Regions from separate parts of the Homo sapiens genome. Here region 1 is linked to region 2. A link is a loop called in an ENCODE intact Hi-C map of the cell type or tissue named here. Cell type or tissue: B cell. All regions are shown on one strand. Each heading gives the region's core, and the rest is flanking DNA. Links, peaks and the distances in the headings are about the cores only.

Region 1 (15,812 bases), core at 3,832-11,831, 140 kb after region 2:
CTTCAACTTGTCCCCCTGCTTTTTAACATTTTGTTGTTGTTTTTTTTTTAATGTTTTATCATACTGGCTATTTCTTGAAAAGTTGTCATAGTTATTATTTTTGATTGGTTCATCATTTAGTCTTTCTTCTTAAGTTTGCATACCACCATTACAGTGTTATACTGTGTTTTTCTTGGTGCTTCCTATTACCAGTGAATTTTGTAACTTCAGATGATTTCTTATTGCTCACTAACATCCTTTTCTTTCAGATTGAAGAATTCCCCTTAGCATTTCTTGTAGGACAGGTCTGGTGCTCATGGAATCCCTCAGCTTTTGTTTGTCTAGGAAGGTCTTTATTTCTCCTTCATGCTTAAAGCAATTTTTGCCAGATATACTATTCGAGGATAAAAGTTTTTTTTCTTTCAGTACTTTAAATATGTAATGCCACGCTCTCCTGGCCTGTAAGATTTCCATTGAAAAGTCTGCTGCTAGATTTACTGGAGCTCCATTCTATGTTATTTGTTTATTTTCTCTTGCTGCCTTTAGGATTCTTTCTTTTTCCTTTGCCTTTGAGAGTTTGATTATTAAATGTCTTGAGGCAGTCTTCTTTGGGCTCAATCTGTTTGGTGTTCTATAACCTTTTTGTACTTAAATATTGATATATTTCTCTAGGTTTGGGAAGTTCTCTGTTATTATCACTTTGAATAATATCTGTCTCTACATCCCTATCTGTCTCTACATCCTCATTAAGGTTAATAACTCTTAGGTTTGCCCTTTTGAGGCTATTTTCTGGGTCTAATAGGCATGCCTTATTCCTTTTTCATTCTTTTTTCTTTTGTCTCCTCTATTTTCAAATAGACTGTCTTCAAGTTCATTAATTCTTCCTTCTGCTTGATCACTTCTCCTATTAACAGACTGTGGTGCATTCTTTAGTACGTCAATTGCATGTTTTCAACTCCAGCATTTCTGCTCAATTCTTTTTAATTATTTGAATCTCTTTGTTAAATTTATCTGATAGGATTCTGAATTTCTTCACTGTATTATCTTAAATTTCATCAAGTTTCCTCCAGTCACCTATTTTGCATTCTCTCTCTGAAAGGTTACATAGCTCTATTTCTCTGGGTTTGGTCCCTGGTGCCTTATGTTATTCAGTTGATGAGGTCATGTTTTTAGATGGTCTTGATGTTTATTGATGTTCATCAGTGTCTGAGCATTGATGAGTTAAGTATTTATTGTAGTCGTCGCAGTCTGGGCTTGTTTGTACCCATCCTTCTTGGGAGAGCTCTGCAGGTATTTGAAGGGACGTGGGTGTTGGAATCTAATTTTTTGGTCACTGCAGCCATATCTGCATTAGGGGGCACCCCAAGCCCAGTAATGCTATGGCTCTTATAGACTCATAGAGGCATCATCTTGGTGGTTTTGGATAAGATCCAGAAAAATTATCTGGATTACTAGGTAGAGACTCTTACTGTCTTGCCATACTTTCTCCCAAACAGACAGAGTCTGTCTCTGTGCTGAGCCACCTGGAGATGGGGAAGGAGTGACACATGCACCCCTGTGGCCACTATCACTGGGACTGCACTGGGTCAGACCTGAAGCCAGCACAGCAGTGGGTCTCACCTAAGGCCTGCTGTAACCACTACTTGGCTACCACCTATGTTTTCTCAAGGCCCTAGAACTCTATAATCAGCAAGTAGCAGAACCAGCCATCCTTCAGGGTGAAGAGTTCCCTTCAGGGTAGAGAGTTCCTCTGGATCCTGGATGGGTTCAGAGATGGCATTCAGGAGCCAGGTCCTGGAGTCAGGAACCTTAGAAAGCTACCTGGTGCTCTATTCTACTGCAGCTGAACTGGTACCCAAAGCACAATAAAAAGTCCTTCCCACTCTACCTCTGCTTTCCACAGGCAGAGGAGCCTCTCCCCATGGCCACCACCTCCAGTGTGCCATGGGGAATACTGCCAAAGTACCACCGATGTTCACTTAAGGTCCATGGACTCTTCAGTCAGCTTGTAATGAATGCTTCCAGCCCCAGGATTCTCCCTTCAGGGCAGTGGGCCCCCCTCTAGCCCAAAGCAGGTCCATAAATGCCATTCATGAGCCAAGGCCTGGAATGGGAACCCCAATGGCCCACTTCGTGCTCTACTCCCCTGTGGCCAAACTGGTACCTAAGTTGCAAGACAAAGTCCCCTTCACTCTTCCTCTGTTTTTCTCAAGCAGAGTCTTTCCTCATGGCCACCACAGTTGGGAATATGCTAGGTCACACTTGAAGCCAGCATGTCTCAGATTCTCACCCAAGGCCCATGGCATGTACTACACCTGGCTACCACTGCTGACTATTCAGGGCCAAGAGCTCTTAAGTCAGAAGCTGATGAAACCTGCCAGAATTGGATTCTTCCCTTCAAGGCAGTGAGTTTTGGCCCAGGTTTTGTCTAGAAATCTTGTTCAGAAGCTACACCTCCCAACTTTGTGTGGTGCCCTCTCTGACTGTAGCTGAGTTGGTATCCAAGTTGCAAGACAAAGTCCTCTTTACTCTTCCCTCTTCTCTCCTCAAGAAGATGGAAGGGGTCACTTTTGGAACTGCAAACTGTGCTGCCTGGGCTTGGGGGAGGAGTGGTGCAAGCACTCCCTTAGCCACCCCAGCTGGTATCTTACTAGGTCACATGCCCACCAAGTCAATGGGCTCTTAGCCCAGCACAGCACTAGGACTTGCCTAGGAGTTGCAGTCCTTGTGGCTTAGACTGCCTTTCAAGTAGATTTAGGGCCCCAAACCACTTTAGTCCACTGTGGTGGGGCTTGTCGGAGCTCACATGGCAACTGCTGGGATGGAGGATTCCCTTCCAGCTAGGGCTGGTCCAAATGCTTCCTCCATGGGTGTTGGCTGACTTCTGCTTGGTATTGCTTTCCATTGTGATAGGAAAGCACCAAGTTCCAATGCAAAGTCCCAAAATCACAGCACTTTTCCTCCCCCAAGCTCATAAATTCTTCGTGCCATGAGACATGCGGGATGGGGAAGGGGTGGCATCGGCAATTCAAGACTGTTTTTCCTACTCTTGTCAGTGGCTCTTTCAGTGATATGAAGTTAAAACCAGGTACTGTGATCGCTCACCTGATTTTTGGTTCCTACGAAGGTGCTTTTCCTGTGTAGATAGTTGTTAAATTTGGTGTTCCTGCAGGGAGGATGATCAGTGGAGGCTTCTATTCAGCCATCTTGCTCTGCCTCCCAAGGTCTGTATTTTTTAATAGAATATAAATTCCTTGAGGTCAGGGACTAAGTCTACATCATTTACTGCTAGATAGCAAAGTGCCTAGAATTTAGGAAATTATCAATAGATATTCAATGGAAGATAGGGAGGGAAACAAGGGAGGGAGAGGGAAGGAGGGAGGAAATGAGGAAGAGAGGGAGGGACTAAAGCATTTCAAACTCAGAGTGAGGCTAGAAGATAGTTATACTTGGGTAAGATAGTGTTACATAAGGTGATTGAGGTACTAATAAAAAGGATGGATGGCATCAAAGAGGAAACAGTAGTGACTGCTTTATCTGCTCATTCTCTTTCTGCTTACTGCAATGGGGAACATTTCTCTGTGACAAGAAAATGGTTTCCCATGTAGAGCAGAAGAAATGAAAGGGACCAGGAGAGGGGCCAGGAGAGAATGGTACCCTCCCTGTTAGGATAGAGAAAGCCAAATACAGGGTGTGAGAGCTGTCCTTGATATAGGCAGCACAGCCTTCTCCAGTTCTGAATTCCAGTGGGTCTGAGTAGGGCTCTCATGAAGCTCTGACTCACTGCAGCAGGCCCATGGCTTCTCCATGGAAAGTCCATAGGGCTCCCCAGATGCTTTGCTTCTTGGTGATCTGCAGTGACTACACTATTAGTTTTCCATCTGTTCCTCTATTTGAAATGAATCAAGTCTCATCAAACAAGGGACAATCAAATAAATGCCCCTGATGCACAGGCATCTGTGACAAAATGAGGACTGATTTACTAGTGCCCTTGTGGCTTGGAGTCTGCTTGAGGCTAGCTTTACTTTTCTTCCCTTTTCTCAAAAGTATTTCATCTATACATTCTTTTGGTCCATTGTTTGACAATTACTGTATGATGAGTCTGAAACTTTGTAGCATTTAGTTACATGAGGCGGAAATTTCATGTACGTAAAATAGACATGAAGTTCGGCCTAATGAAAGGACCCTAATTTTCAAGTCTCAGTGTCCCTAATCTATAAAATGGTAGTATGCCCTTCTTTACAGAGTTTTTCTGAAGGCTAAGTTAGTGAATGGATGTAAGAATACTTGGAAAAGTATAAACTGCTTTAAAAGAATGGATAGTCTTTAAAAGTATCACAAATTTCTTCATTTTAATCTCTCTATTCAGTCAGGTTCCTAGCTCATGTTAGATTCGTGGGTACTTAGATATTCATGGAAGAAAAAGGCCAAGTGAGTGTAGCTCTAAGTTCTACTTTGCCCTGATTATTTAAGAAGTCTGATTTCTTGTTGAAGTTTATCCTTTCTCCATTTCCCTTTCAGGCACAATGGAACCTCAAGCCTTGTCCTCTTAGTTGTCTTTGAAGATGCAACATTTGGCCCCTTATGTTAAACACTAAGCGACCTAACTCAGCAATGACTAGCTCTCACTAGCTGTAGTGCAGCCTTACCTGATATCTTTCTCAGGATCTTCTTTCACTTCCAGAGTGTTCTTTCTTTTTATCCACCCAGCTGCTCCCATCCCTTGTTGTTCAGCTGGACTCCCAGATCAGAACATCTGATCATTCTAATCCCCGCACAGTAGTTCTGGATTTTCATATTTAAATAGTTATTCAACATAAGATACTGCCCTGCCTGGCACTGTGGCTCATGCCTGTAGTCCCAGCACTTTGGTAGGCTGAGGCAGGACCATCGCTTGAGCCCAGGAGTTCAAAACCAGCCGAAGCAACATAGTGAGACCCCATCTGTACAACAACAACAACAACAACAAAATTGTTTTAAAAAATTAGCTGGGCCTAGTGACACACACTACTCAGGGGGCTGAGGCAGGAGGATCCCTTGAGCCCAATAAGTTAAGACTGTAGTAAGCAAAAATTGCACCACTACAGTACAGTCTGGGCAATAGAGTGAGACCTTGTCTCAAAAAAAAAAAAAAAAAAAAGGATTCTAGCCAAAAGGACACCCAAAAATACATGCAAAAATAAATGATTTCCTCCCAAAAATAGCTCATTAATTTGCTAAGCAATACTTGGTATCTTCACTTCTCTATTAAGTGGAAACAACAGTAATACTGCAAGTAAATATTCTACTTTCATCTAAAGAAGAACTTAAACCTCTAAATAGCCATCTGTAGCCTATAGAGGACTTTCTCAGCAGCATACGTTGAGCTGTTATTCCCTTTCAGGCTCCCAGGCCATGCTATGGACTGACGACATTTCATTGCAATTATTAGATGTTTGTCTCTTAGACATTTAGAATGTGAATTGCAGAAAGGTAGAGGCAGTGATTATTGGTCTTCAAAATACTAGCCTCTACCACAGAGTCTGGCAATTATAAATGCTTAAAAACGTTTTTAGGACAAAACAGTCCATAAGTAGTTGTAAGAATGTAGTTAACTTATCTAAGGGAACATTGAAAATCAGAGTAATTAAATTCAAAGATAGCCATGCCAATTGCTTCAGTTTTACTTGTAAACTCCGATTTTCAATCATGTCAACAATGTGATTTTATAATAGCTTACAAGTGAAAATTACAGATGGAAAGTTTTTCCAAAGGAAAACTGCCTGAGGCTCTTGAAGCAAGTGTGATTCCGAGATATCCTGCCCAGTGCTTTCTCCTGGCCCTTATCAACTCTTACATTTAAATGTCCACCACTCAGGCCATCATGCTTAGGAAGAGAGGCGGTTTCACTGAGGTGAGCCATTTCCTGTTTCTGATATCTTGCATCATGGTTTTATTTAGACTATCAGATGATTGTGTAGGAATACGTGACTGATAGATGTGGGTGCTGTTTGCTATTCTACATCCCCCTACCCAACATACACACGAATTATAAAATGTCACTCCAGCGTAAATTGTTCTTTGATTGTCACATTGCTCAAACCTGATCTTCTAGGTCAGAGTTTCTAAAGTAGGGTATATGGATAAACCCCAGGGGGAATTCATGAATTCCCCTGAAATAATGCACACAATTTTTCTGGGACAAGCGTTCACTGCTTTCATTAAATTCTCAAAGTAGTCTGTGACTTCACCAACAGTTAAATACCACTGTTAATTCTTTTGTCTTATATTCATAACAATCAAAATATAGTAGAAAATTGGCAGTTTGCATATCTGGAAATTTCCAATATCCAAATAACAATAATAATGACAATAAGACAACAATAATACCTTGGCTAACATATATTGAACACTTACTGTGTGGGTTATTACCATAAGTTCCTTATAAGAATTGTATTACTTAATTTCACCACATTCTGTAAGTAGATACCATTATTATCCCTAAATTAGATGTGAGGAAACTAAGACCCGTGAAAACTAAATAACTTGTTAATAAGTTTGACATTGGAAAGCTTAATAGCAAATTTTGACAATTAAATAACTGATTTTGGGAGCAGTAGAAATTGGAACAATTCTCGTATTGCCATATTTTAAAAGCAGGGATTTTTTTTTAACTTAATGCTTTAGAAGGCATTTGATACCTGAATCAGTTATGCCAGAAAAACAGTCAACATCTCTGTTCAATCTATTTTTAAAAGAATCCTGACCCATATATCACATATCTTCAGGGGTCACATATTTTTGTATTTGACACTGCATATTTGTATATCCCCTTTCTTTGGAGGTGCAATAGGAAACATACAGATATTAATCCAGCCCTCCCATCACTGCATGAGATAAATCCCAATCATAATTTTGTTTCACATGAATATTTGTGCCAGGTAATATTTATGTGCTGTACATCCCTGCCACTGATCAAATTTATGTTCAGACTCCCAAGGGATGAGAAAAATTCTAGTATATCCCTCATGTCACTACACAGAGGTGGAAAATGCCCAAAAACCTTTCTCTGCTAGTCTGGGTGGCAAAAACTGAGACTGAAAATGCAGCAGTTCATCACAGAAACCCAGCTTTGATCCCCACAGCTTTGCTGAACCAGGGGATATTAGGAAGAGCTTGAAATGAGTATTGGAAAAAGCATCTGTTTATTTCCTGAGGGGAATAAACTTCCTAGTGGCACCACCAAAAGTAATATACAGATAAAACTGTAGTATGAGCAATAATATTTTTTTCAATAGTAGTACACAGATATAGCTATAGTATTCTGGTGCGTGCCCTAATTCCCCTTACTAAGGCATTGGTACAATTAATCAACCAAGTAAGCTTAGGGAAATAACTCTGTCTGCTCCTGTTCAGATTCTGCTCCTTTATCATTTTGCTTCTGCACCGTCCAGCAATAATTCTGTTTGCCACAAGCTGATGCTCACCACCCCATTATAATTCCCTGTTTTGGGACTGATGTGCTCGTTCATCCAGCAGTTACCAGGGAGGACCTGTGAATGTTCCAGGCACTATTCTAGATGCTGGAGATACAGCAGGGAAAAAACACTCTTGTTGACACCAGCATTTCAAAATTTGTGACTTACTTTACAGAGTTTTCACCAATAGTATTTCTATTTAACTGTTAATAGTATTTTTAAAAATCTCTGCAGTTAATAGTACTTCAAGAAGTAAAGAGCTTCGCCTGTTTTGCTGAATATGCCTCTAGTGGTTGCTTTGAAATTGTACTTTCTCTTTTTACGCTACAGCCATGTGGTGAAGATCTTATAGAGCATTTTGAGGTGTGATGAAAAGTATTTTAAGACCAAGTTTTTCTGTGGTATTTCAATGTTAAATTTATCTTATATGACATTATATAGTGTGCCTGCCCCACTCCAATCACCCGCAGCAACACAAACTTCCTGTTTTCTAGATTCCCTTTCTCAGTGACAGATGTCAACATCCACCAATCAAACAAGTTGGAAACCTTGGGGCCTTTTTGATCCTCACTCACTTCCATGCTTCCCACATCCTAATTGGTCTCTAACTCCGGAAAATTCCTCCTCATTAATATGTCTGGTGTCCATGTCATCCACATAGCCTCTGATGTATTTTAGTCCATCATGTGTTGCCTCTGGGTGGCATAGTCAGTACCTGTCCCTCCATATCCACCCTACCCCCATTGCATGGGTCTCTATTTAGACTCTAGTTCTCAGCCTCCTTTGAATTTATGTGTGTACATGGATGGAATAAGTTCTTGCCCTTGGGATGTGAACATAAGCAGGCCAGTAATGGCTTTCAAGAGAGCTGTCTTTCCCCTTCCACCAGCTGAATGAAAACAAGATAAAGTCCTAGGGCAGAAGTTTCTAAACTTTCTCAGTCCACAGAGCCTTTAGTGTCTCAGAATTTTTTACAGCACCTCCAGGCCAAATGAAATACCACTAGTTCAATTTACTAAGTAGTTAGGTCCAAACAACACAGTTCATATTTTATCCTAACAACTTATTAGCCATTTGAAAAAAGATATATATAAACTAAAAGAACAACACATGTTCATTTCACTCTTAAGTAACCACAAGTAGTTCCTCAATTCTAGCTGCATGTTAGAATCCACTGGAGGAACTTTTCAAATACTGATGCCTAGGCGTACTCCAGACCAATTGAATCATATACCCACTGATGGGACATTTTTTAAAAAATTAAACTCCTAATTTTGAGATAATTGTAGATTCATATGCAGTTGTAGAAAATAATATAGAAATTCCTTATATCCTTTACCTTGTTTTCCCCAATAGAAATATCTACAGAACTATATGTAATATCACAACCAGGATATTGACATGGATGGAGTCAAGATACAGAACATATCCATCACCACAAGGATCAATCCTTTACTCTTTTATACCTGCATCCACTTCCCTCCTGCCCTTACCCCTGGCAACTTCTAACCCATACTCTAGTGCTATAATTTTGTCATTTCAAGAATGTTAAATAAATGGAATCACACAATGTGAAATCTTTGGGGTTGACTTTTTGCCCTTAGCATAGTTCTCTGGTAATTGATCTGGGTCGTTACTTGTAGCACTAGTTTGACCCTTTTGATTGCTGAGAAGTATTCCGTGGTATAGACAAACCACACTTGTTTAGCCATTTACCTGTTGCAGGATATCTTGGTTGTTTCTGTTTCCTGCTATTGTGAATAAGGCTGTGATAATTATTCACTTACAGGTTTTGGTGTGAATGAAAGCATTCATTTCTCTAGGATTAATGCCCAGGAGTATAATTTCTGGCTCATAGGGTGGTTGCATATTTAGTTTTCTAATAAACTGCTAAACTGTTTTCCAGAGTAGTTGTCCTATTTTACATTCCCATCAGTAGCGTCAGAGTGATCTAATTTTCTGCATCCTCACCAGCATTTGGTGTTGTCACTAATTTTTATTTTAGCCTTTCTGATAAGTGTGTAATGATATCAATTGTAGTTTTAATTTTTAAGTAATTTGAGCCATTTCCCCAATGGAAAATGTTGAGCATTTTTTCGTGTGTACTTACCTGCCATCTGTATATCCTCTTTAATAAAATATTTCATGTCTTTTTCCCATTTTCTAATTAGATTGTTTGCTTTTTTACTGTTGAGTTTTGAAAGTTGCTTGTATATTTGAAATACTAGTCTTTTGTCTTTTGTTGGATATGTAGTTTGCAGATATTTTTTCCTGGTCTGTAGATGTTCTTTTCATCTTAAGCAGGTCTTGCAGAGAGCATTCATTTTTAATTTTGATGAAGTCCAATTTGCTGATTTTTTTTTCCTTTTATGGATCATGCTTATGTCAAGTCTAGAAACCCTTCGCTAAACCTAGATCTTAAAATTTTTATCCTGTTTTCCTACAGTTTCTAAATATTTCATACAGTTTCTATAATATTATGGTTTACATTTTTGACTGTGATTTATTTTGAGTTAAATTTTATACAAGGTGTGAAACTCTGGTCAAGTTGTGGGATTTATTTATTTATTTTGCCTGTGGATGTCAAATTGCTCCAGCATCATTTGTTGAATAGGCTACCTTTCCTCTATTGAATTGCATTTGCATCTTGTCAAAAAACAGTATGTCATATTTGTGCGAGTCTATTCCTGGGTCCTCTGTTTTGTTCCAGTGATCTATATGTCTATCCCTCCATCAATACCACAGTGGTTTTACTTATGATTTTTGATACAGGGTATCACTCTATCGCCCAGACTGGAGTGCAATGGCATGATCATAGCTTACTGCAGCCTTGACCTCCCAGGCTCAAGTGATCCTACTGCCTCAGCCTCCTGAGTAGCTGGGACTACAGGTGCACACTACCATGCCCAGCTATTTAAAAAAAAAAAAAATTATGCAGAGATGAGATCTCACTGTGTTGCTGCTCTTGAACACCTGGTCTCAAATGATTCTCCCCTCTCAGCCTCTCAAAGTGCTGGAATTATAGGCATGAGCCACTGCACCTGGCCTACCACACAGTCTTTATTACTCTTAACTATGTAAGTTTTGAAATTGAGTAGACTAAATACTCCCACTTTCTTCTTTTTAAAAATTGTTCCTTTCCCTTTCATATAAATTTTAGAATAATCTTGTCTATAGTTACAAAATATTTTGCTGGGATTTTGATAAGGTTTGCATTAAACCTATATATCAATTTGGAAAGAATTAATGTCTTTGTTATGCTGAGTCTCCCAGTCCATGCACATGTTTGTCTCTCCAATTATTTAGGCCTTCTTTAATTTCTTTCAACAGCATTTTTTAGTTTTCACAATGTAAGTACTGTATGTTTTGTTACTTGTACACCTAAGAATTTCATTTTTTGAACAATTATATATGATATTTCATTATTAATTTTAAGGTACATATGTTCATTGCTACTATATAGATATACAACTGATTAAAGAAAATCAATGCTTTTTTCTGTTGACTTATGCTATCCACTGGAATATTAGTTCTTAGATGGCAGGAATAGTATCCATTTTGTTCAGTGTTGTATCTCCAATGCCTCAAACACTGTCTGGCACATAGTAAGTGCTCAGTTCTTATTGAATGAATGAATGGGATGCCTTTTCATTTATTCTAATCTTATATCCTTCAGAAGCACTTTAAAGTTGTCTTCATATAGATGTTGCACAGTTTTGTTAAGTTTTTTCCAGGGATTTTACCTTTTGGCTATTGTAAATGGGGCCTTCTCTTCTATAATAACCTTTTACTGGCTGTTGTTTGTCTATATAAAGGATATAGTTTTCTGCATATTAATTGTATAACCATCTGTGTTTTTAAATATTCTTATTTGTTCGTAAGAACTTTTCATAATTCTCTTGTGTTTGCCAACCATCACTGTTACTTTTCTTAAAAATTTCTGGAGTTCAGTAATTAAAAAGATTGAATTACAAACACAAAGAAAAACAGCAAACAACTAAATTTCATTTCATCAGTGGGATTCTGTTCAGTTATGTTGAGTAAGTAATGGTATAGCTGTAAACCTATACCATTTATTTTCTAAGATAAATAAATATGGTGATTAAGGAAAAAGTCAAATTCAGAACCATTTCCTTCCTCACTAGTTAGACATCATCTGTTGCCTGTGCTGCTTGCTAATTGAAAGAGTGTACAGTGCTCCCTACAAGGTCCTCTTAATTGAGGGAGTGATATTTGCAATTTAAATCACAAAAGAAAGAAATCATCAGTACATATTGACTTGCCCAAGTTCCACTGTTTTACCACAGTGTTTGTTCAGTAAGCCTTGATATATAAGTGAACTCATGCAAATGAATGCATCTGTCTTCATTTCTTCTGTCTTCGTTAGATCACTATGCAAACATTAAACACCAAAAAGGGTATTAAATGATTAATTAGCCAAGTGGAGACTTCAGGTGAGCCAAAAGCAAACTCCAAAAGCAGGTTCCTTTCTCTCCTGACCACTTCTCTCCCACCCCCTACAGAAACATCCATAAAAGATTTAGTCAATTCTTCTGGGACCAGAGATACTTATTGGCAGTTACCATTCTTGCGATTCAGCAAATTTTCTTGCAAGTATGTTCTATCTTTACTCCTGAGTTTTGCCTAATTTATATTCCTTCTTTGGTCTGCTCTGCTCAGCTAACCCTGGTCGATAAGTACAGCAGATTGGCTAGAAGACAAAATTGTAAAATAGATGGTGCATTTGGAATCTCAGGCCTTCGCTCTACGTTGTTGCCTGGACCATCTTCTCTGTGGCTGCTTCCCTACAACTCATGCTGTATGGTACAGTGGTCTGTGACGTTGCCTCTTTGACTAGGCTGTGGCCCATCTTGAGGATAATGGCCTTTGCTTTTTCCATCTTTGAGTTTTATTGTCTGGCTCAGAGTAGGCATTCAATACGTGCTTGAATCAATGAATGCACAAATTACTCAATTAACTGGTGCAGGAATATTTTCTCAATTTCACATTATTAAAATTAGCTCTTAGGAAAACATTTGAAATGTTTTTAAATGATAGGGTAATTGACAAGTATCAGTTGAAAAAGTAGCCAGATCGATGAATTTATATTTTAATAATGATGAAATTAAACTAAAATAATTGAGCTTTTCTAGATTTTCAGGATTCAGCCGGAAGCCCAGGAAGCACCTGGGTTCCTTCTGGAGAAAATGACATTGTCTGCCTCCCATAAGGCTGTACCCGTGCATCCTATTTTATGCAGGAAGCATGTCCTTGAAAACTTGGAGTAGAAGGAAAATTTTTATGAATAGAAACTTACTTCTCACATGCCTGGTGTTAGTATTTTAGAGTTGCTTCTTCATGAAAATTGGATAGACCTTTAAGATAAGCACTTAAAAAAAACTATGCTTCCAACTCTACATGTAAAGTTCTATAATCAGATGTCTAAATATATAGGATACTCTGCATATTTAAAGAAGATGCAGAGAATCTTTTTGTTGGCAAAATTGTTGGGCACATTATATCTCTTTAATATGAACGGTCATCATCTATGTCATTTTGGTTACTTTAATTATTAACTTTATTTTAAAAAAATTTATACCTAGCCTTCTGCCAGCAAGGGTTTAGAGGGATTGTTTATTAAGGTGATGTCTTCAATATCAGTTGAATCTACGTATGTTTTCATGAGATTTCTGGGGTTTGCTTTGTTTTGTTTTAAGTAGCACAAGGGAAGTGCACACAGTGATAGAATTTTGTTACAGATGTTTCTGGTAAATGATGTAAAAGGTCCTGTACTTTCATGCACTTGACAAGAATTTTCATTCTTGAATTTCAATTTTTATTTGGTCTGTCATACAAAATGTAGTAGATGAAGCTGACATCATACACGCTCAGACTCCTCCTTGGCTTCTACTTTAAAAGACGATAATGACTTATGTATACAGTGTCATGAGACTGCCATGAAAAGGCAGGATTCCAGTGATGGTATGCTGGGATGTTAAAGTCACAGGAGCTGGCAAACTCAAAAGCCCTGCCTTGAAGGACATTCTCTAGGCTGCTGAGGAAATAAGTAGCCTGCCGTCCCCAGCCTTCTTCCCCCAAGTACTCTGTTCTCCTCACTAGATCAGTTGAGATACTGTTTCCTTACCTAATGTAATTTCATTTTTTCATTGGCTAGTAGGATAATGTACTAGCAGCAGCAATTTAAAAACCTTTATGATACACATTTATAAATATTTTCAACATTATAAATAACTGTAATTAGGGAAAGGGTTAAGGTGTGCAAATAATCTTTTTTTAAATTTCACTTTGAAAGAGCGAGTTTGTTTTTGCATTTTAATATGCGTCTTTGATGTTCTAGAAGTTCATTACCCCTGAAATGTGTAACTTAATTTAGGAGAAGTTGGAAAATTGGACAATTTCCCCATCCCTACCAAGAAAATATATTTGCAGATAGGGGAATAACATCACAGATAATTTTAAAACAGCATTTATCCTAATTAGCCTCTGGAAGGTAAATATTGACTCTACTCATTTTTATTTTTGAAGGGAAGGATATTCTTACAGTTTTCTTACCTTCTGCTCTGACTAAAATCAAAAGAGTTGAGTTCTATCTTGCTATATAGATATTATCCCCACAAGATCTGTGAAATTTTAAAATTTCGTAAGCAGAGAATGAAAGATTTATGTCAGTTACCTGGAAATTCTGAGGATCAATCCTGCCTTGCCATACTGTGACATATTCTGCAAGAATGACATGAATTGTTACATAAGCCATCATACTTTGTTTTTGAAAGACAAAGAAAGTAAAGTCAATAATATTTTTCTAGAACCTGTAGAAAGCACTCTTCTCCTTTCAGTTGGCTTCCTAACCTGAGACATACCATGAACTTGGAGTGTGCCACTGTGCTATATATGTTCGTATTATCATCTAAAATTCTGTTCTAATTCTGTACTTTACAATTTTTAATTGTTCCCATTGGAGTTACAAGGAGAGAAACCAGAGAATGTCACCTGAGAATGGCAGAAAATAAAGGGTGAATATTATTTGTACATAAGACAATTTGGACTATTGTCAACCTGGAGTGAATACCCCACCAGTGCCCATTTTCATAACCTCTAATAGAATATCTGCCTCAGCATTACCTGCATGCACATCTTTATGAAATATTCTTCAAATTACAATGGAAGGAGGCCATAAATATCTTTTCTCATAAAAGAAAAAGTGGAAAGAACTTCTGGGGAGGAGAAATGACATTGGTGATTCTACTCTCATTTTAATAAGGCAAATGCTTTTCTTTTAACAGAGGAATTCAAGGGCTCCACAGTCGTCGAGCTGATGAAGAAGGAAGGCACTACCCTGGGTCTGACGGTATCGGGAGGAATTGATAAGGATGGCAAGCCAAGAGTATCTAATCTGCGGCAAGGAGGAATTGCTGCTAGGTAACTGCCTCTTGGGGAAATCTACTGAAAGGAACACAGGGTGTAATTAATTCAAAAATTAAAGCTCCATCAAAAGTGGTCACTAATAAATAAATGACAGCTGCCATCTGCCAGGCAGCACAGGCCAGCAGAAGCACAGTGGGGCACGTTTCAGAAGCTGTTCCCCAGGTCTGCCCATGTGGCTGTTCTAGCCTAGGCTGCAGTCCCAGGGAGGTTCTTGTGTCATCTCAGGAGCTGCCAGGCCCTCACAAGATTTTAATTTCAAAAAGCCTATGTGAATCTTGTCTGCAAATGTGCCACTGAACAGCAGACAAGCTGCAGTGGGAAGGAGACACTCCAATCATCTAAATGTGAAACAGATGACCCATATAATGTGAATGGGGAAAAGTGCCAGAGAGGGGACATGGCTACCCTAGAAAGAATGGGAGACCTAACTCTGAGTTTTCAGTGAAAATTTTGTTTATCTCACATCCTCTCTCCTTTTCTACCTGTGAGATTTTAAAGAGTTGGTTTCCGAAAGGACAGAAGGCTTAGAGGAGGAGGTCTCACCTGTCTTTCTTTCCATGAACTGCAAATTCCACTAGTTATTGCCAAAGGCAGAATGTCCTGGATACTGGGCAGGGGTGGGCTTCCTTGAGATACATTCTAAATCTGCCTCAGAAAAAGGGGACAGAAGATCAGGTTTCATTAAAAATGAGGCCAGGCCGGGCAGTGACTCATGCCTGTAATCCCAGCACATTGGGAGGCCAAGGCAGGTGAATCACCTGAGGTCAGGAGTTCGAGACCAGCTTGACCAACATGGTGAAACCCATCTCTACTAAAAAAATTTAAAAAAAAAATTAAAAAAAAAAAGCCAGGTGTGATGGCACATGCCTGTAATCCCAGCTACTTGGGAGGCTGAGGCAGGAGAATCACTTGAATCCGCCCAGGAGGCGG
Region 2 (15,812 bases), core at 3,696-11,695:
TCATACCTCCAAAATATTTCTCAAATCCCTCCTGTCTTGTTGCTCCCTGATACCAGCATCCTGGTTCAGGCCCCTGTCATCTCTTGCTAGCAGTACTAGAATATCCTCCAAGCTAACTTGATATTCTCCCCCCCAGCCTATCCTTAGCAGCCACCAGAGCAGTGTGTCTAAAACACAGTCTCTGGGTAAAAGCTTTCACTGAGTTAGGCACAGTGGCATGCACCTGTCATCCTAGCTACTCAGGAGCCTGAGGCGGGAGGATCACTTAAGCCAAGGAGTTTGAGGCTGCAGTGAGCTGTGATGATGCCTGTGACTAGCCACTGCACTCCAGCCTGGGCAATGTGGTGAAACCCCAAATCTTAATTTAAAAAAAAAAAAAAAAGCTGCCACTGGCACTGGTTCCCATCACCTGTGATAAAGCCCACTCTCTAACATGCCACTCTATGTGCTCCGCAGCCCATCCCTTTCCTGCCTACCTCCCCAGCCTCATGCTTTGCCACTCCCAGGCTGAACTTTTAGTAAAACCCCAGAAATGTCAAAGCACCTGTTGCTCCAGCATACATCACACCATGCCTCAGATCCATTCCTTCACTGATGCTTTTCCCTCTGCCTGGAACATCTTTCCCCTTTTCTCTAACTTTATTTTCCTAACGTTTGTTTATCCTTTGAGACTCCCCCAGGAGTTCCTTCTCTGGTTTCCCCCAGCCCCCACCACAATCTGGGTTGTATACTCACTTCTGCTGCTACTACAATACTCTGAATCTCTAATGATTGGGCAGAAGAAGAGAAGCTCTCCCTGCCTTGCTGCATGATGCTAGTCCCTGACTTGCCCCTCCCAGGAGGTGGACTCAGGTATCTAATGTGTTCCTTTGTGATGCTCAGTTCCTCCCTCTCTCTTCTCTTTGGGAGCTGGTACTCCTTGACTCCTTCCCGCCCTTCATTCTACAGGGCGGGCCTCATGCAGGTGGATGTGGTTGTTCAGCACTGCTAGTGACATTAGCAGCTTAAGTCCCTGTGAGTAAGGATGTGCCATTCAGCCCTTTGAACTCTCATACTAAGCCACTTTCTTCAATATCAGCTTTATTAGTAACAAAGGAGATATTTTGCTTGCCATCTGCCTGATTCCATTATATACCTCTCTGTATTAGTCTCTTCTCACACTGATAATAAAGACATTCCCAAGACTGAAAGAGGCTTAATGAACTCACAGTTCCACACAGCTGAGGAGACTTCACAATCATGGTGGAAGGCGAATGAGGAGCAAAGTCATGTCTTACATGGTGGCAGTCAAGAGCAAATGGAAGAGTAAAAGGGGAAACCCCTTATAAAACCATCAGATCTCATGAGACTTATTCACTACCATGAGAACAGTATGAGGGAAACCGCACCCATAATTCAATTATCTCCCACTAGGTCCCTCCCACAACACATGGGAATTATGGGAGCTACAATTCAAGATGAGATTCAGGTGGGGACACAGCCAAGCCATATCACTCTCTGTTGTTTCTGACCTTTGATAAGAAAGAAGAAATGTTAGTTATTGAACCACAGAAGCCCCACCAGGTACTAACTTACTGCATTTTTGCTTTTAATTATCTATATATGTCTGTCTGGGACACTAGACTTACCCTCCTTAAGAGTAAAGGCTGTTCCTTGTGTTTGTGTATCCAGTATCCAGTACTCCAAGGGAAAGATGGTGTTTAGTCATGAGTATCTGCTTGTGGGACACATGTGGTAACCTAGTGTGAAGTGGGTGTGGATGAGGGCTGGATGATGTGAGAAGAGAATAGACAGGAGATGATAGTAATGGTAGCAACAGCTGGCATTTACTGAGCCTGCTGCATGACTGAGAACTTCACTTAAGCCTCCCAACAACGCTGCAAGGGTAGAGGCTGCTGTTTTCCCCACTTATGAAAATATGAGTTTGCCCACAATCATACAGTAGGAACAGTTTTTCTTACTCCAGAAACTGTGCTTTAAAAAGTCAAAGAAAGAAATAACCAAGTTTGTTATGGTAACATTGGTAGAGGACTTGAGTGGTGCTTCCACCTACTGGGCTTCCAGAGCAGCTAGATACGATAGGTAGATTCATATTAACCTCTGGAGGGGATGGGGTGGGAGGACCACCCTAGAGCCAACAAAGGAGGTGGGGGGCCAGACTATTATTATCTTCACCGAACAAACAAGAAACAGGGAAGGAGGAAGGCAAGAAAAGAGAAAATAACTCTGCCGAGATTTCTAGCCTAGGAGACTTGCGGGTTGGTGGCCAAACTGACAAATAGGAAATAGTTGAAAAAGAGCTGTCCTGGGAAGCATTTGTGAAGTTCTGCCTTGCGTGTGTAGAATGTGGGTTCATGGTGGAACTTTCAAGTGTTTACATCCTGTGTGCAAATGAAAATAAGGCACAGGTACAGCTTTTACTCTTCAACAAATATTTTTTAAAAACACAAGGCGTCCTGATACTAAAAAGTGATGTTTCCCCATAGTTGACAGGTAAAAAACACTTTCTTTCTAAATTAAGTACAATTAATTGTGATCTTAGTTACTTTGTTCACTCCTGGTTACATTTTTGACATGTTAATTCTTTTCAGTGCATGTTCAAGTCTAGATACATATTGATTGAAGAGAAGAATTTTGAGACAAATCTCATGAACCTCCATATCTGGTGGCACAAGTCTCATTTAGCAATGTGCTCCATTCTTTTTCAAGCTCCTAATCTCTGATTGTTGTAAATATTGTAGAAAGCATATTGCTTTCTACAAATATAGGATCACAAATACTGTAACCGTAATTCTTTTCTGTATTTAATACTGCATACTGAAGATTTTTTCTAGTTGTAGAATACAGAGAAATCTAGATATATGGTCCAGATCGATAACAAGAGGATCAATAAGCTTTTATTCTTGTTGCACTTCGCTTTGTTGAGGGGGTCTTGATTTGCATTTGCTGATTAGAGCCATTTGTCTAATATATAGACATGAGAAACATAGTTTGAATAAGGCCAGAACTTCCTACAAAGAGAGTAACCCACTAAAAATACTTTCGAATCTGTTGCTTTTCACTTCCTTACACCTTCTCTCCTGGAATTTAGTTCAGATTTGGAGCTGTCTATGGACAGAGAAAGAGGCATCAGTTTCATCCCTGTGCCTGACTCAGCTCAGTGCAGCCAGTTAGCACGCTTCTCAGCCCTTCACCACAAAACCAAAAGTATCTTAAAAAGTAGTCTCAAATGTGTGACTGCCCCAAATTGAGCCCCAAGTGAGTCTGGAGCTGAGGGCCAGGTGCATTTGTGTTGTCGGCCATTTCCCTATGGTTATCTAGCCCATTCTGCCTTCTGTTTGAAGATAACTGAAATATTATCAAAAATGGTTTGTTTAAAGGTGTAACAGCTGTGTTTCTGCAAGAAGCTCATAATAATTAAATTAATACCTGTAGTGGCTCTCTCTAAGGAAGTCTGGAAGCTTTGCACATATTAACATATTTATTCTTTCCACCTCTCTCTGATGTGAGGGAAAGGTCATTGTCATTTTTATATTTCCCTTGATGCAAAAGGAAATAAGTTACAGCAAGGATGGAGTTTGAGATAGGTCAGGAGAGAAGGAAAATTGGTCTTTTTTCCCTTTAGATTTTAGTCCTTTTGTTCATGGTTGTTAAAGTTCAAACTATTCCATTCCTCTATCCATTAATACATTTGCTTGTTCCTTCATTCATTCACTACCAAATGTTTATAAAGCACCTGCTATATGTCAGGCACTGGGATCACACTTGTCTTCAGAGTAGTTTGAAACTTCACTGTTGTACAGAAGTTACTTTGTGCTTTACAGAACCCAGAACCACCTCTGGGAAGCACAGTTTATAAACCACTGAAGTAGAACATTCAGTCATTTATTCAACAAGCAACTTTTTTTGCATCTACCAAATTCTATTAGGTGCAGGCTGCCTAACATCCCTCTTGGATCACAAAATCTATAACAGTAATTCTTTTTTTTTTTTTTTTTTTTTTTTTTTTGAGACAGAGTCTTGCTCTGTCACCCAGGCTGGAGTGCAGTGGTGCGATCTCAGCTTACTGCAAGCTCTGCCTCCCGGGTTCACGCCATTCTCCTGCCTCAGCCTCCCAAGTAGCTGGGACTACAGGTGCCCGCCACCATGCCCAGCTAATTGTTTGTTTGTTTGTTTTTTGTTTTTTGTTTTTTTTAGTAGAGACGGGGTCTGTGTTGGCCAGAATGGTCTCGATCTCCTGACCTTGTGATCCGCCCGCCTCGGCCTCCCAAAGTGCTGGGATTACAGACGAGAGCCACCACGCCTGGCCTAACCATAATTCTTTTTAAAATTTCTTTTTCATGCTGAGTATGTTCCACCTTTCTCTAACTCATTCTCTTTGTAGCCTCTTTATGACTATCAGGAATAAAGAATTTGTAGAATGTCTTCTTTGTTACACTGTCCTTAATAATGTTTAGATTGGTATTTTTCTTTAGGCTAGCAACTTACTCATCAGGAATCAAATTCTTCAAATGACAAGGAGCTTGCAGAGCTAGAGTTTTCTGTAGATTGAGAGAAATGAATAGGTTGACTTGTGTTTCTGTATGTCTACTGGGTCAAAGGACCATTCTTGAGATGTGAAAGTACCCTAAAGAGTGGCACAGCTGGTAAGTGTTATGAGTTGTCCTTTAAAAAAAAAATGGGGTTTTGAGATAATAGTAATTTTGCTAATCATTAGCTTATTCCATTTTATGCCTATATTGTGATTTGATTCTCTCTTCCCCTCTTCATTTAGTTTTTCCGTTTTCTTTCAAGCTTCATTCCCATTTGCCCCATGCTACCAGTTCTTTCTTCTCCTGGAATATTTGCCTGCTCCACCATGGACAGACTCTTAGTTATCCTTCACAATCCACCTCCAGTCCCACCTCCTCTGTGAACCTTTCCTACTGCCTCATTTATCCATTCTTCTCACTAATTTGTTTTCTCCCTTTTGCATCCACACATCCTACTGATAGTATCAATAAAGCTGATATTCCACTGAATTATTGTTACTTGTTTAAAGATACCCTGCATATGTAAATGACATTGCAGAAAAGATATTCATTAAGTGATATTTTTATTCCATTCTATCACCTTCACCAATGCCCTCCCCAAGAAGCTCCTTAAAAACGAAGATTATCAACCTCAATTTTGTACCTCTAGTTCCCTCCCCAGTGCTTGAAACATTTGCTTTCAGCTAGCAACAACACTGTAGCAGTTTTGGATAAGATAACCTCCTACCTGCCTAGCAAGGGCTTTCAGATTTATGCCCATGGATCAATCCCATTAGTGGTAGACATGGACTAGGGCCAAGAGGAGGAGTGGAGCCAACCACCGACAAGTCACAGGATCTCCTCCTCTCGTGTGGCCCATAGCTCGTGCTGTGTATCCCAACCTTGGGCTAATCAGTCCACTTCTGGAACAGGTGTTCTCTGTCCAGCATACTGTGGCTGACAGGAGAGGGGAAGAATTTGCCACCTGGTCAGAATTTGTGTAAACAGATGCCATAAAAAAAAAAAAAACAGGTTAGATTGCATGCTGGGTCAGCAGTTGAGGAGTGCTTTGAGAAAAGTGTCTTCCCCCTATGAGCAAGGCTCCTCCTCACACATGGTCAGCCCCACTTCTCCACCCAGAGGAGGTAGAGCCTGTTCTAGGAACTCCTGTTGAACATCTAACACATCGTACTGCACTGGCAGCCTGATGGTCTTTATGACTTGGTTAGAGACAGATGATTTGGAAGTGGGAATAAAAAGCTTTCTTCCTTATTTTAAAAAGATTTGCCTTTGTTTTATGAAATTATAACAACAACAGTTATCAGTAAGACTTTAGTGCTTCAGAGAGATGTTGGACCTCAGATAAGACACAAAAGGAGATCTCACTTAGCCATACCCTCAGCCTGCAACTAGCTCTGCCCTTAGGCTCTGGGTATTTCCTGATCTTTGGGATGTCTACTGTGGTAATCCGGGAACTGGTTACCAGCATCTATTCCCTGGGATATGGAAGCATCTCAGGAATAGTAATGACTTATAATTTTATACTTAGAAAACCAGGATGTCAGTGTACTAGGTGACTGTGGGTTGGGGAAGAATATTAGACCTCAGAAATAATAAGTTAATATCACCAGCAATATCAATAATAGTATTACTGTTTATCACGCACTATGCTAAATACTTTACTAATAATGTAACATAATCCTCACACTAGATATTTTTATTATCTTCATTTATAGTTAAGGAAAGTGATGCTAGCAGATGATAACAACATATAATAATACGTACTGAGCATTTACTGTGAGCTGGCACTGTGCCCATCTGCCAAGATCCTATCAGAATCATGATTCAAACCCTTGTTTTTATTATTATAGGATGAAATCTCCTTGGGGAAGAGGTAAAGGATATGTGGAAACTCTCTGTTTCCACATTTTTTTGCAGCTTTTCATTAAGTCTAAAAGTAATTCAAAATAAAAAAGTTTTTTAAAAACTCAAAACTACAAAGCTCATAATGGCCACTCTCTGCTGCCTCCTCTGGATAATGGCCTCAAGTAGAAATGCTTAGCCCATGTCAGGGATGCTCACAACTCAAATCATGCTGGAAACTGTTCTGCAGGTGTGCACTCCTCAAGGACCCCTGTCTAGTATGTGGCATTCTCATCTTAGATGTGATGAATCTATGTAGTTAGTATGACACATTTTCCCCAGCAGATGGCAGTAAAATGTCTTGAGGAAGAGATGCTGTTTCTGATGCTCATAATAGTACCGTCTGGGCTGGCAGTGGCCCTGAGAGTGCTAAGAAATCTGGAGAAGAGGTAGCAGAATTGAGAAGTGTTTAGGAGGTGAAATTAGATAGCAAGTTGGTGTGGTGTTTTGTTATAAAGATGCCAAATTTGAGTGCAATCAAATCAACCACTAAATTTATCATCAGTTCAAAGGATTTACTCTTCCTGAGCATAGTCCTTCATTTTATGTATCTGTATAATTTCTATTTTTAAAATCATGGGATTCGCCTTGATACAATAGTGATCTAATGAAGAATGAGGATTAATGGAATTTTCTTGTCCATGAATAGACCCATAAAACAGGAAATTTTTTCATGAATGGGCTTTAGGGAGTCCGTGGTCCACTTGCAGTTGTCATGTGAGCATATAAATTTGTGTACATTTTACCGGGGAGAGCTCCAGTAAAATCATATTCTCAGATGGGCCCAGAATGTGTTTAAAAAAATTCTGTCTGAGAGCATATCACCCCGGAAGGCCTAAAATAGATTCAAGGGAGAAGGACAGCAAACTCAGGTGCCTACAAGGGCCAGGCAGATAACAGTGAATGAAGGAACCCTAGTGGGGACTGGGGTGACCTGGAGAATGTATGCCCCAAATATCCAAAGAGGCCACCATTGTCCAGCCCCAACTGAGAGTTGCATGCGGGAATGCAGGCCCAATGTGAAATGAGCTCTTGATTTTTAAAGAGAATCCACAAACCCATAACTTTAAATAAACTATAGACATTTCTGAAGTGTGCAAATAATTTAAAACATTTCTAAACATAGCTCAGGCAAAACGAGCGTACTTACAGGTCACGTGTGGCCCTGGAGCTGCCAGTTTGATAACCTGAGTTTAGACATCACCCTGTCATTCATAAGCTCATGACCTGGCTCTCTTGGGACATACTATGTTAAGGAACTCTGGTACTACTAATTATTGGTTACTATTATAACAACATTCATAGTAATAATGACTAACACCCTAGCACTTTTTATGTATCAAGCACTATCCTAAACACTTTATTCATAACTCCTGTAACATTCTCAACACCCTATGAAGTTAGGTTACAGTGGTTTCCAGCATTTGTTATATGTTAGGTACTGTTCTAGGTCAGGACTCCTCAGCACAAGTCATGACTTACGAAATAATTCTGTAATAATCCTATGAGTAGCTAGAGAAACTGAGGCACAGGAATATTTAGTAACTTGTCGTAGCTCATTTCCTAGATTCAAACCCAGGCAGTCTGGTCCCAGAGCCCACACTCTTATCACTGTGCTGTCCTGACTGCCTCTGGGATACTCTGGGTACTGGTTGTTTTTCAAAGAACTCTCAGCTGTGGTGCTCAGTGGTCCTAGACAAATCCCCTCCTCTCTGCCATGACAATGTGGCACTTCTGACCAAATGCAGTCAGCCCCAGGTCTTCTGTAAAATCCATCTCATCATCTCATTTTCATGTATCACCAGACATACTTTATTCAATCTTTGTTTTTTTTTAAATCTCCTCCAAAATGAACAGATCATAAATCCTTTGCTAGATGAAATTTCCAAATAATGGTGATAGATGGCCTTGTCTTTTGTCTCCTGACTAGTTTGGCCCTGCCTGTCATCACAGCAATCAAAGAGTTGTAAGATGCCATGTAGACGCAGTGCCAAAAAAGGAAGGGACAGCTTAATTCTCCACTCAAATTTCTGTTTCATTTGAACTTCCTCATATGAGTGAAACTTCCTACAGGGTTACACAATTGGAACTCCTGAAATAAGTGAGAAATTACAGTTGTAATTTTAGAGAATTGACTTTAATCTGCAGCTGCAACCTAGAATCTGTATCTGAGGAATGAGAATTGAGATTATGACATGGGAGCATGCAGTGATTTGCAGAATGCACTTGTTTCCAGTTCTGTCTATTGGTGCCAATGCTGAAATCCAAACCCTGCTGAGAGATTGATAATGGAAAACTGAAGGTGGGAGGAAAAAAGCAGGGTATAAATCTACTCCAAAGCTGTCAAATGCAGTGAATTATATCAAATGGTTCTCTAATTTTCTACTTGGAAGATACCTTTTATTTTTTAAAAAAAGATAAATTTGGCTGTTACTTTACAGCTTTGCACTTCCATCAGCTCACCAGTTTTATGATGCTTCCTGTGAGCAGTGGGTCTTAGCGGTTGGTGCATTTCCATTAGCATGCTTCTGCAAAATAGTTCATCCTTCTGTGAGTCCCTTTTGATCAATTAAGCGCCTGCATTTCCCTACGCAAACAAGTTAAGAGAGAGAATCTATGGAAGGACTCTCTTCCTAGGGACTAATTTTAATGTCATTTCTAAAAATAAAGTATTAGATATAAAGGCAAAAGAAAGGTAGCTTTAGAATAAAAGATGCTTGTAAAGAGGACACTTTCATTCACCACTGGGACTTAGAACCAAACTTTCGGAAGAATGAGTGGACAAGGGCATGGTGGGAGCATTGTCGAATTCCAGGCTTGATAACGTAGGCAACCATTAAGAACCATTCAGAGATCTATATAACAAGAAAGGTAAAAGTTGATGGATCTAACTTTGGAAAAGTATATGTATTTTTTAATTCCTTGTAAAAACTTGAAAGTAAATTCCTCCCTGTTGTATTTTTAATGAAATATTTAGACTTTTCCCTTTGCTTTATGGAAGAAACCTCTAGTGTATTCATTTGATAGTTTTTCTTATTCAGCCTAAGCACAAATCACAGCACTTGAACAAACCCAATGTTTCTAATAGTTTGTGCTTTTGCCTTCCACCAGGACCACAGATACAAATGACTGAAGGCACATTCCTTAAAGAAAAACCTTGACTATGAGAAGTGACAAATAAGGTTTGGTTTAGAAGTCATTGAATTTAGTAGTGGTTGCACTGGAGTTGAGTGGTGGAGGTTAGTTCTGAAGTTAAAGCATGAAACAAAAATCTCATAAAATGAAAATTACCCTTGACTAATTCTTGTATTTCTTGGGTTGAGCAAATAGCATAGCTGGCTAGCATGGAGAAAAGGGAACCTATTTACACTGTTGTTGGAAATGTAAATTAGTGCAACCATTATGGAAAACAGTATGGAGGTTTTTTTGTTTTGTTGTTTTGTTTTTGACACTGGGTCTTGCTCTATTGCCCAGGCTGGACTGCAGTGGCAGGATCATAGCTCACTGCAGCTTCAAACTCCTGAGCTCAAGCAATCCTCCTGCCTTAGCCTCCCGGATACCTGGGACTACAGGCACACACCACAATGCCTGGTTAATTTTTCTAAGCAACATAGCGAGAACTTGTCTCTAATAAAAATTAAAAAAAATTTTTTGAAAAAATTTTTTTTTAATTTTTATTAGAGACAAGGTCTCGCTATGTTGCTTAGGCTGGTCATAAACTCCTGAGCTCAGCTGGTTCTCCTGACTTGACGTCCCAGATTCTTGGGGTTATAGACATGAGCCATCGTGCTTGGTCTAAAAAATTAAAAATAGTACTAAACAATCCAGTAATCCCACTTGCGGGTATATATCCAAAAGAAATGAAATCGGCATCTTGAAAAGACACCTGTACCCTCCGTGTTAATTGCACAGTAGCCAATATGTGGAAACAACCTAAGTGTCCATCAAGAAATGAGTAAATAAAGAAAATATGGTGTATGTGGTGTGTGTGTGTGTGTGTGTGTGTGTAATATTATTGAGCAATGAAAAGAAGGAAATCCTGCCATTTACTACAATATAGATGAGCCTGGAGGATATTATGTTAAGTGAAATAAGCCAGACACAGAAAGACCAATATTATATGATCTCACTTATATGTGGAATCTAAAAAAGTCAAATTTGGCTGGATGTGGTGGTTCACGCCTGTAATCCTAGCACTTCAGGAGACCAAGGCAGGAGGATTGCTTGAGCCCAGGAGTTCAAGACCAGCCTGGGCAATGTAGGGACAGCCCTTCTCTACAGAAAATAGAAGAAATTAGCCATGTGTGATGGCATTTGCCTGTGGTCCCAGCTACTCAGGAGGCTGAGGCAGGAGAATTGTCTGAGCCCTGGAGGCTGAAGCTACAGCAAGCCATGATCACATCCCTGCACTCTAGCCTGGGCAAGAAAGCGAGGCCCTGTCTCAAAAATAAATAAATAAATAAATAAAAATAAATAATTTTAAAATTACAATACATTAAAATGTCCAATTCATAAAAGAGTAAAATGGTGGCTGCCAGAGGTCTGGGAGTGGGGGAAATGGGGAGATGTTGATCAAAGGGTACGAACTTTCAATTACAAAAAGAATAAGTTCTGGAGATCTAATGTACAGCATGGTGACTATAGTTAATAATACTGTATTGTTTACTTGAAATTTGGTAAGAGAGTAGATCTTAAGTACCCTCATGACCCCCGTCACACCCACATCAATGCTGAGTGGTGATGAATATGTTAATTGATTGTGGTCATTTAACAGTGTATATATATATTAAATCATCATGTTGTATACCTTGAATATATACAATTTTTATTTTATGCCAAATACACCTCAGTAAAGCTAGGTAAAAATGTTTCTCCTGCATATGCCTTTTGAAATGTATATATAGACTTAAGCCATGGCTAGCACACAGAGAAGTAAGTGAGTGCTAGCCATGTTGATGATGATCATGATGACAATGACAATGATTGACTTGATTGGTTCCCAGAATTCTGACCAGAACCCAGGTTCCCCTGACCTTCCGCCTGCTTTTCCTGGACTTCGGCTCCCCCTTGGCTTTCCCATGTGCCCCTCGTTTCTTGACAACTCGGCCTCTGTTACTGTCACCAGATACTGTGCTAAATTTTTGGATTACTGTCAACACAAGCTTTGTTATACTCATCTAAGAACTTAGAGGGATCCCATGATCCTTCCTGTCTTTTGATGGGAAACTGGACCGAGGTTGTCTTCAAGTATCTGGCCTCAATTTGGTCGTCTGGTCAGTTCCCAGCCAGCCTGCCTGAGCCCTGCACTCCCATTTCTGATCCTTTGCTGCCCTCTAGTAGCTGCTTGCCTGACTGTGCAGCTGTGCAGACCTGAAAGGGAAGGTGTACTTGCTAGACTGCAGGGGGCTTGTGCACCTGGATGTTAAGAAGGTGCCTGATGAGAGGAAGAGACCCAGTGAAGAATGTCCTTCAACCCTGACTTCTTTTATCTTTTCCATGGTTTTTCACGGCGCCCATTTTTATAGAGCCCTTTTCCCCTTTAGACATTATTAGAGGGTTGTTTCCTCCTTTGAAGGAAAATAAAATGCCTTTCCTTTTTTTTTTTTTTCAGAGTCAGTGATTGGTGATTGAAAGTGTTTGCAAAACATCCCCAAGGAGCACTTTAATGTCATTTTTATGGAAATAAAGTGGAAAATAATAGGCACTGTTTTTTTAAGTGAAAGAAAAGGACCCTTCTGGGTTTTGGTAATGAACTTAGGAAGACAAGATATTATGAGCAGAAACCTTTGAGATTTGGTAAAATGTGAATTTCCTAAGAGAGAAGCACAAGAGTGAGACCTTTTTCTTTGTTGTTTTCTGAGTCTATGCTTCTTATATAACTATATTACAAATGGAATGGACTCTGGAGCCTCCTAATTTTTCAGTGTACACACAAATACACATATATTTGAATATTATTTTCATAGCCAGTCGTACTCTTTGTAAAGCACTTGAAAATTGACAAAGTGCTTTCTTATTTATTATCTAATTTGATCATCACAGCAGCCCAGTGAAATTGGTAAATTCAGTACTGTAACAGAATGGTAGAACTGTAAGGAATTTTAGAGACACAACTGCCTTATTTTGCAGATCAAGAATCTAAAGCTTAAAAAAGAGTATTAGACAAGACTCTTTGATCCCAAGTGACAGAAATCCAACTCCAACTAAATTAGCAAAATGGAGACCATACTGACCGAAGTAACTAAGTCCGGTGTATTAGGGATTTAGAAATGGATGAATCCGGATGTTCCAATGGCATCTCCAGGAATATGTCACTCTCCATCCCTCGACTCTATTTTCCTCTGTCTTGGTATGATTCAAAGTCAGCTTTTCCCATGTGGTGATAAGATAGCAACTCCAAGTACATAGCCTGCCATTCCCAGTGGAATGCAGACTATCTTCTTTGCAGCAGTTCTAACAAAAGTTCTGGGATTACATCTCATTAGCATGGCTTGTGTGACTGCCTATTTCTGGACCAGTCCCCGTGACTAAGGGATTGTATGTTCCACTTAGTCAGCCTTGATACCCATACCTGGAGGGGTAGACGTAGGGGAGTGCCAGCTCCATGCACACCACATGGACCGAGAGTGGGTCCGCAAGAGAAAATTAAGGTGTTATTCCCTGAAGAGGAAGGAGCCCTTGATGCTGTTTAAGCATGAGCAATTCATGTGGATTAACTGACCTTTGGTATAAATGGGTTCTGTAGCTTTTAAGTTAAAATTTAGAACTACATGTTTAGTATTGTGAGTTAGAACTTTCCCTGTGAATATACTTTTCCAGCAAAGGAATTGTATTTTTTTTTTCACCTTTTTACATCCAGGGCCCATCATGGTGGCTGGCATAGGGGGTGTGCTCAGTCACTTTTACCCAAGATGAAACAGCCAATATGTAACTACATTAGAATTTTAACCTGAGGCTTCTGACTCCTTAGACATCTTTCAACTCTACCATCCTATTGCCCATGTTTAATTTTCCTTTTCCTTACTTTCCACCATTATTACAGTTAGTGATATTTGATTAAAATATTCTAGGTGTTAGTATTTGTCACCTAATTGCATGTGTTTTGGTGACTCATAGTACACATTGCTTGAAGGGGTGACAGAGTATTTCCACTTCATTGTATCAGAAAAGATAATTATGTTAATATATACTCGATAGGATACCTTAAAATATTGTCAGTACAGTTTTATTTGAAGGAGTAACGTGTCTTAGAATTGAGGAGGCTTTATTGTAGTGGTTTTTGTTTTTGTTTTTGTCTGTTTGTTTTGTTTTGTTTTGTTGAGATAGGGTCTTGCTGTCTCACCCAGGCTGGAGTGCAGTGGCACAATCATGGTTCACTACAGCTCAACCTCCTGGGCTCAAGCAATCCTCCCACCTCTGCCTCCTGAGTAGCTGGGACCACAGGTGTGTGCCATCACATGAGCCTGCTGAGTTTTAAAATATTTTGGTAGAGACAAGGTCTCACTATATTGCCCATGTTGGTTTCAAACTCCTGGGCTCAAGTGATCCTCCTGCCTCAGCCTCCCAAAGTGCTGAGATTACAGGTGTGAGCCACTGGCCTGGCTTTGTAGTTTGTTTTTAATATATGCATTCTTAATATGGAAAACTTAACTCCTTCCTATGCCACAAAAAGAAAGTCATCAAAATAGCAGCTGGAACAGCAAGAAGGTCTTGTAGTTAGTTTGTTTTTAATATATGCATTCTTAATATGGAAAACTTAGCTCCTTCCTATGCCACAAAAAGAAAGTCATCAAAATAGCAGCTGGAACAGCAAGCAGGTTAGTTTGGAGGTTGTTGTAGTACAAAGCCCTATTGAAGATGGAATTACAGAGTTTTTAGCAATGTATTACTAGAGCTTCCAAAAACAGACGCATGAATTACTTTAGAGATACATTATGTCCTTGACAGGCTATAATTATGCATGTTAGACCAGAATCTACTATCAGGATGAATGTGTATTTGGTATTTCCTTCATACACAGACCAAGACAAATTTTTAATTTTAGCATCTTTACTTTGCCTTTTTCTTTGTTGCTCTTGCTGCCTCTGACTTCAGTGAACAACTAGCTGGGCTGTATGTTTCTTCATATTTGGTGAACAACAGGGTCCTTATGATCTTGTCAGAAGCACCAGGAATGAATCTGAGGTGTGCTCTGGAAAGGTGGGCACAAAACACATGCCTTTTCCTTTTTCTCCTCTGCAAACAGTTAACATTCAAGAATCATGTTATTTGGAAGAATTTTCTCTTAAAGTGGCAGAGCTATTGTTGTTTTTTTAAAGTAATTTATGAGCGTCCTCTTTTCCATAAGAGTTTTACAAACAGTATTGCATATAAAAGAAATCCACTAGAAGGGAAATCCTTTCACATTTATTTATTCGACAAAAGTTTATTGAACATTGGCGCTATGTGCTAGGTACTGTTCTAAACAATGAACAAAATAGACCAAAAAATCCTGCCCTCAGTTTTAAAAAAAGCCATGGGCAGGGAGCAGCAGACAATAAACAGAAAAATAATCCAAATAGGTAGCGTGTTAGATGGTGATTAGTGACATAGGAATAAAATAAAACAAGAAAGGGTGATAAGCTGGGTATGGAGGGAGTACTGTCAATAAACTACTTCATCCAACCTGTTTTAGAAATCTAATTTCTTCCCTTGATCTAACCTAGCTGCTGTGCGCACATCACTGCTCCTTATGGTTGGGGTTGGATTTTTGAAGTAGCTGTGTTTCTTTCCTTCCTAGTAGCGCATAAGCCCACCACCGCTATATCCTGGGAGTGTGGAAAATGAACATTCTTTTAAGACAGCTTTAGTCTATGTATTGAAAATTAATCTTTTTAATTTGGATAAATATAGAACCTCTCCCTATTGGGTTTCCACTTTTCTTTATTATTCAAATAATGTGCTTTTATCTGCAAATTGTTGGTCAAAGTATCTGACATAACTCAGCTGTATGATATCCTAAATCCATGAGATTATTTATATTAAAGTACTTATTAATTTAGCCCTTAAAAAAAAAGAACAAAATTTGACTAGCCCTACAAAATTTGAAAAGTAATACTTCCCCCTGCCCCCAAAGAACTACTCAGACATTCATACAAATAAAAGCAAGTGTTGGTCAATGATTCTGGGATGAGTTAGGAGGAAGAACCCATGTGTGGGGCCCAGAACCTCAGTGCCTAGAACAAGGTAATCAGTAAAGGTCTGTAGGAGAAAACTCCTGTGCACAGTAACTGTGAAGGTCTGGACTAGGATGCTGGCAGTCAGGTGGGAGTATATTAAGAGGTATTTTAAAGGTGAGCTTAAGAAAGAGGGTGATGATGTAGTGAGCTCATGGAAGAG

Evidence for each region. A loop is a pair of places that touch in the nucleus more often than their neighbours do. Peaks named below come from ENCODE experiments on the same cell type or tissue, not always from the same donor. Only the 100,000 strongest peaks of a DNase experiment are listed, where the experiment ranks them.
Region 1: it touches region 2 in a loop (9-fold over the local background); 3 of 110 quality-filtered maps call a loop at or near these places.

Annotation. Positions count from the first base shown.
Region 1 is chr12:66,540,879-66,556,690 of GRCh38, reverse strand. It overlaps GRIP1 (glutamate receptor interacting protein 1), which reads left to right. Exons shown (of 25, transcript NM_001366722.1): 3 at 14,741-14,876. Among named protein-coding and RNA genes, the nearest start is that of GRIP1, 130 kb to the left of the region's middle. In B cell, for the core only: CTCF peaks have their summits at 7,269 and 7,702; no DNase peak of the experiment used is centred there; H3K27ac peaks cover 1,061 bases.
Region 2 is chr12:66,685,002-66,700,813 of GRCh38, reverse strand. It overlaps a transcript of GRIP1 not described here. Among named protein-coding and RNA genes, the nearest start is that of GRIP1, 14 kb to the right of the region's middle. RefSeq lists silencers at 6,611-6,905, 11,673-11,722. In B cell, for the core only: CTCF peaks have their summits at 6,519 and 6,723 (motif pointing right); a DNase peak (open chromatin) is centred at 6,723.